Linked DNA regions of Homo sapiens: region 1 is linked to region 2. The links are chromatin contacts, found by Hi-C or POLR2A ChIA-PET in ENCODE. All regions are on one chromosome and are shown on one strand. The core of a region is the stretch at or near the end of the contact, and the rest is flanking DNA. Distances in the headings are between cores, read along the strand shown. Region 1 has its middle 8.3 kb from the start of SRSF8. Region 2 overlaps PANX1 (pannexin 1).

Region 1 (2,863 bases), core at 16-2,515, 930 kb after region 2:
TATGCACTAAAGTTTGAAAACCACTGTTCTCCATAGGTTGCTGGTTCTCAACCAATTAAATCAGTATCTCTGGAAGTGGGACATAGGTATCAACACTATTTTTAAGTTCCCAAGCTGGGCGTGGTAGCGCATGCCTGTACTCCTAGCTACTCAGGAGGCTGAGGTGAGAGGATCCCTGGAGTCCAGGAGTTTAAGGCTGCAGTGAGCTATGAGTTTTGTGGGAAAATATTCTAAACCGTAACAAGGACCTATAATTACCATCTGAGACGGGAGTGGAAAATTAGTCTAATGACATTCAGACAAGAGCTTTGTAAGGTACTAAAATTGTTTGGTGTCTGTGTAAGCGTGTGAGTATATGTGTGTATTGACTTCTTCCCTGCAGCAGTAAGGAGTGAAGCCTTTGTTCTCCCTTTGGAGTAGCAAGGAAGTAGGCAGGTAGGGAGATTTTAACTCCCTCTTCCACCAGGATGGAAATTAAAGAATACGGTGGGTGAACATAGAAAGAGGTGAAGAAGATGGGCCGAGTCCCAGCCGCATACTACAGAGAAGAAAGGAGACTTGAGGAAGCCTGCTTGGGTTTAGAGGGGCCTGGGGAACTTAGTTACAACAAAGGCTCTGTGCTATTCCTCACTGGGTGCTGGAAAGGACATTCAGAGAGGGATTTCTCTTTTCACCGTATAACTAGAACTATGGATTAAGGTTCTGGATGTCGGGGAAAATGTCCACTGTTAGGGTACTGTGTGGGAGAAGCTCCGCCCACCTCGTATTAGGCCTCCTGATGTAAGATGGGCCACAGGTTAGTGGGTTAGGTAATGTCTCTGGGGACTGGAGCCTTGCCATTGGCCAAAGAAGACAATCAGTCCCTTAGGTGGTATTCAAAGGGTGGAGAAAACTCTGTTGTAACAACATCTGAGATAAAAAGTTAAAAAGGTTTCAGTAACTGTAGTGAAGGGCCCTATGAAAGCAGTTCATACTGCTGAACTAGATTCTCAGAGTGGCTGCCACAAAACAGAAGTGTTGAGATGAAGCTAAAGGCCAGTCCTGAAAGCATGCAGCTTTCTACTCCGAGTTCTCCCACTACTTTCCCCTCTGTTCCCCTGCATTTCTGCATCTTCCTGCCACTTGAGTCCTCCCACCAGTACATGAAGGGTCAAGAGGCCTGTGCCAAAGTGGTGACTGTGATGAACCAAGATAGATTTCCCTGGGCCCAAGCCACTCCTTATATTGGCACCCAGCTGTGCAGCAAGCTTCCCTGGCATGGCTCCAGAGCTGCCGAGGGTTTCCTTCCTCGCTATCAAAGAGAGGGTGACTCCCAGGAACGTGTGCCTCTGTTTGTCCATTACAAATGACCTTGCATCCTTGTTACGAGAAATTCCAGGAAGGCAATTACTCTGGATAGTAATAATGATTCTCTGTTAATTATTCCTTCCATCACCTCCTCCCTCACAGCCTCTTATTTTTCTTTTAATGGTGAAATAAATAAATGATGATGTGGTTTTGTGTTTTCCCTCTTGTCACAAACTCAGCCCATCCATTGGCATGCTGTGTATCATGTATACAAAGTTGATTCTGAAGCGTGATGTGTTTAGTAAAGCAAACCTTTCCCTTACTCACCACTTTTACCTTTCCAGCAGTTAGTTACAGAGGAAAACCGGATGTAGAGCCAGCTGAACAGCAATTGAATCTGGCCTTGCCACTTTGTGGTCATGTGACTTTCAGAAAAAAATCGTTGATTTTCTCTGAGCCAAAATTACAGTGCAGGATTTTTGTGAAGATATTGTGTGATGTAAATGTGACAGGCAAGTAGGAGGTGCTTGATAGATTTGAGCAAGAATTCTGTGCATTTATGCATTCTCCCTACCTCTAGGATAAGTCCGAGGGCAAGGACCTACTCTCATATCCTTTATTTCTGTGATGCTCAGTTATACCACTGTCCTCACCACCACTCCCACAGCCCTACCCATTACTTTTTTAATTAATGAGTTTTATTTTTTTAGAATAGTTTATGGCAAAACTGAGCAGAAGTTAGAGTTCTTCTATAGACCCTGTCCCCACATATGCATAGCCTCCCTCAGCAACATCCTCCACCAGAGTGGTGCATTTGTTACAGCTGATGAACCAATTGATGAACACACCATTATCACCCAAAGCTCATAGTTTATATTAGGATTCAGCCTTGGTGTTGCACGTTCTTTGAGTCTGGACAAATGACTTATAATGATAAGTATCCACTCTTATAGTATTATTCAGAGTAGTTTCACTGCCCTAAAACATCCTCTGTGTTCCACCCATTCATCCCTCCTTAACCTCTGGCAACCACTACTGTTTTTACTGCCTCTATAGTTTTGCCTTTTCTACAATGTCATATAGTTGGAATCACAGAGTATGTAGCCTTTCAGATTGGCTTTTTTCACTTAGTAATATACATTTAAATTTCCTCCATGTCTTGTGGCTTGAAAGCTCCTTTCTTTTTATTGCCAAATAATATTCCATTGTCTGAATGTATCGCAGTTCATTTATTCATTCATGTATTGAAGGACATCTTGGTTGCTTCCAAGTTTTGCAATTATGAATAAAAATGATGTAAACATTTATGTGCAGGCTTTTGTGTGGAGGAAAATATTCAGCTCATTTGGGTAAATACCAAAGAGCTTGCTTGTGGGATTACATGGTAAGAGTATGTTTAGTTTTATAAGAAACTGCCAAACTGTCTTCTATTACTTTCACTAGTAGGAAACTTCTTTTTTTCTCATGATCTACCCACGTATTTGTACAAAAGTTCACATATACTTATTTGCAAATTCCTCTCCTTGTTGTACTTGGCCTTGTTGCAATGCTGCCAGGGCAAGGTCAAGATTTCAAA
Region 2 (2,871 bases), core at 115-2,614:
AGCTGTAATAAATAATGGATGGGCTAAATAGAGTAGAAATGCTTTGAAAAAGATTACAACTTCCAGATCGGTTCAGAAAGTGGTGAATATTTCAGTATGAAGGATAAATAGGCTATACATGGACTTGGTGCTTCAGCTAATGAGACAGGCCCATTCATGGGTACCCCATGGCTGTCCTGGGGTGCTCACTGCATCAGCCCCAGGAGGTCCCCTCACCTTACTGCTGGTGTGGCAGTGGAGGGAGTTTTCCAGGTTAATTTTAATTTGCCAAATGTCTATATATGTCGAAGTTCAGACAGTAAGAGGAAACATTAAAGCCCTGCCCTTTTTTATGGACACACCTCAATCTCAGTTTCTTCCCCAGAGGTAACTACTGTTCCTGTTTAGTGCATATTCTTTTACAGTGCTCATTTTTTTGCAGTTTGCTCATTTATCTTTAATATGTCCCAGAGATATCTTCATGTTAGTGCATGCAGATCTGCCTCATCTTTTTAAATGTGCCACAATTTTCCATCATGTGACTATACCTCAATTCATTTAACCGTCTGTTTATGGGCTAGTATGTTCATTCCACTTTTTCCTACTACAAACAGTGGTTTAATGAACATCCTTGCATGTGCTTCTTTGTGCAGAATGTGTTTCTCTAGAGCCGTGGTTCTCAAACATTTTGGTCTTAGGACCCCTTTACACCCTTAAAATTTCTTGAGAATTCCAAAGAGATTTTGTTGTCTATTGGTATTTATCATATTAGAAATTAAAACTGACAGACTTAAAAATATTTATTAATTGATTTAAAGTAAACCCATTACATGTTCAGGTATAACATATTTTTATGAAAAATAATTATAAAACAAAAACTTAGTAATAAGAATAGCATTATTTTCTATTTTTGAAAATCTACTTAATATTTCATTTCATAGTAGATGACTGGATTCTGGATTCTCATTCATTATGTTGTAATATCCCACATCAGTAGCCCCCAAAACTGCACTGCATACACTCATGAGAGAACGAGAGTAGAAAGGTAAGTAACAACGTAGTATCGTGAACATAGTTTTAATGTCGTGAACCTCCTGAAAAGGTCTCAGGTTTCAGGGTTTCCAGACCACATTTTGAGAACCGTTGTTCTAGTGGGGTTTGAAATCAGAGGGACAAAAGTTGTGCACATTTTAAATTTAAAAGACACTTTCAACTGCCTTCCAGAATACCAGTTTACACTCCCATCACCAATATAGGCCAACCCCGCCCTACTTCTTTACCAATGTTTAATACTTTCAGAGTTTTAAATTTGCCAATCTTAATGGTTAAAATGCCATCTCATTGTTTTAGCTTGTAGTTCCCTATTTACACTGGGATTTCATGAGACACACATTTCTGGGCTCACTGTGACACTTGGCGGTGTCTGGTGACTGCCCCCTCCCTCCCCAGTGCCCACCTTTTTCTTTGGCCTGGGATGTTTGATCCTAGAGAGACTGACAGGTCTCCGCTTGTTTTCCTTGGCTTATGAAATACCCCTTCCTTCTGAAATCCATCTTAACTATTTTTTAATTAATTTTTTTAAGCTAAAATGTTTTTTTCAAAAAACCCTAGTTGTTTCACTTCTGAGCCCTCTGTTTCCTGTTTACATTTAGTCAACTAGCAAATATTATTTATTAGGAAATGTGAATAATGATTAAGGCATGAGTTATAAAGCCAGACTTCCTGGGTTCCAATTCTGGCATGGCACACATTGACTGTGAGACCTTGGACAAGTTACAGAATTTCTCAGTGCCTAGCCTCCTTGTCAGTAAATGGGGCAGTAATAGAATTCTCACCTGTGTCACAGGGTGAGAATTAAATAAATTAGCGCTCGAAGCACTGGAACGGTGTCTGGTACGTAGGAAGCACTCAGCGCAGGTTAGCTGCTAAACATCCCCTAATCCTGTTTTGGCCCTTTGACAGGTGACGACCTGGGGCTGCTGGGGTTGGGGAATGTGTCTGGGGCACACAGAGTGGGGCTAGAGTGCATTGCTCTTTCCAGAGCCTGGGTTCTCAGGCACTGCTGTGTGCTCTCTGCCCCTTCCTGTCGTGTGTCTGCGGGACACAGGACTGCGTGGGGCAAGCTCACAGCCCAGCTCAGAAGCTGCTGGTTTGTGCTGGGTCTCCGGCTCTGCTGCCCTAGGATTATCTTCCCTACCCCTTGGATTCCTGCTGGGGAGGGTGCCTAGTCTGTTAAGCGCCACCACCAACCTCACCCTCAGTTCAGCACTGCAGCCTCAGCTGGTCATTAGGAACATGGGTGTATGGATTATAGTACCACTGGGGACTTGAAAACACAAAACACAGCTCCTCACCCTCACCTACCAAGCCCTCCTTGCCTTTACTCATAAATTTAAGTCTGGACTTCCCAGTCTGTCACCCCAGGATGTCCTTTATCTGACCCCAGCTTGACTGTGTGCTCCAGACACAGTGGTCTGCTTCCTGTCTTAAATGGGCTGTCAGCTTTAAGGACTCAGTGTTTTCTTGCGCTGTTTTCCAAGCCTAGGTTCCCTTCTCTCCTCCTTTGAGTACGAACATTTGTCATGGTTCAGTCATTACCCTTATGTGATTTGTTTTCATCTACAATAATTGGTGGTTTATATCCTTGGCTGCCTCCACTGGACTGTAAGCCCTTGGAGGGCTGAGACCAAGTCTTCTTTATCTTTGAATCCCTTGCATTGCATATGGTACCATGTACATAATAGCCCAGTGAATGCTTTTTGGGTTAAGCGCCACACAGTTGAGCTGAGTGCCTTAGGGAGAATACCTGTGCTCTGTTGCCCCGTGTAGAAACGGGAAGAATGGAGCCCTGGGGAGGGCGTGCTCCTGGTATAAAGGCCATGTGGCATTAAA

What was found. A loop is a pair of places that touch in the nucleus more often than their neighbours do. ChIA-PET counts read pairs that join two places held with the same protein, here RNA polymerase II (POLR2A). Pooled maps may share reads with other maps.
Region 1: a map of ascending aorta shows a loop between it and region 2 (4-fold over the local background). The contact joins two enhancer-like sites. A Hi-C loop is called at or near these places in 3 of 168 maps with a recorded cell type or tissue (CD8-positive, alpha-beta T cell, ascending aorta and gastrocnemius medialis), 1 of 37 single-sample maps with no recorded cell type and 8 of 50 pooled maps. POLR2A ChIA-PET finds 5 or more read pairs at or near these places in 2 of 52 experiments (GM12878 and activated T-cell).

Annotation. Positions count from the first base shown.
Region 1 is chr11:95,073,769-95,076,631 of GRCh38, forward strand. No RefSeq gene overlaps it. Among named protein-coding and RNA genes, the nearest start is that of SRSF8, 8.3 kb to the left of the region's middle. Within about 2 kb of position 1,266, at least 19 of the 41 ENCODE cell types and tissues checked have a DNase peak (open chromatin) inside an H3K27ac peak, as active enhancers do.
Region 2 is chr11:94,140,032-94,142,902 of GRCh38, forward strand. The region is part of intron 1 of PANX1 (pannexin 1); the gene reads left to right. Among named protein-coding and RNA genes, the nearest start is that of PANX1, 13 kb to the left of the region's middle. Within about 2 kb of position 1,365, at least 4 of the 41 ENCODE cell types and tissues checked have a DNase peak (open chromatin) inside an H3K27ac peak, as active enhancers do.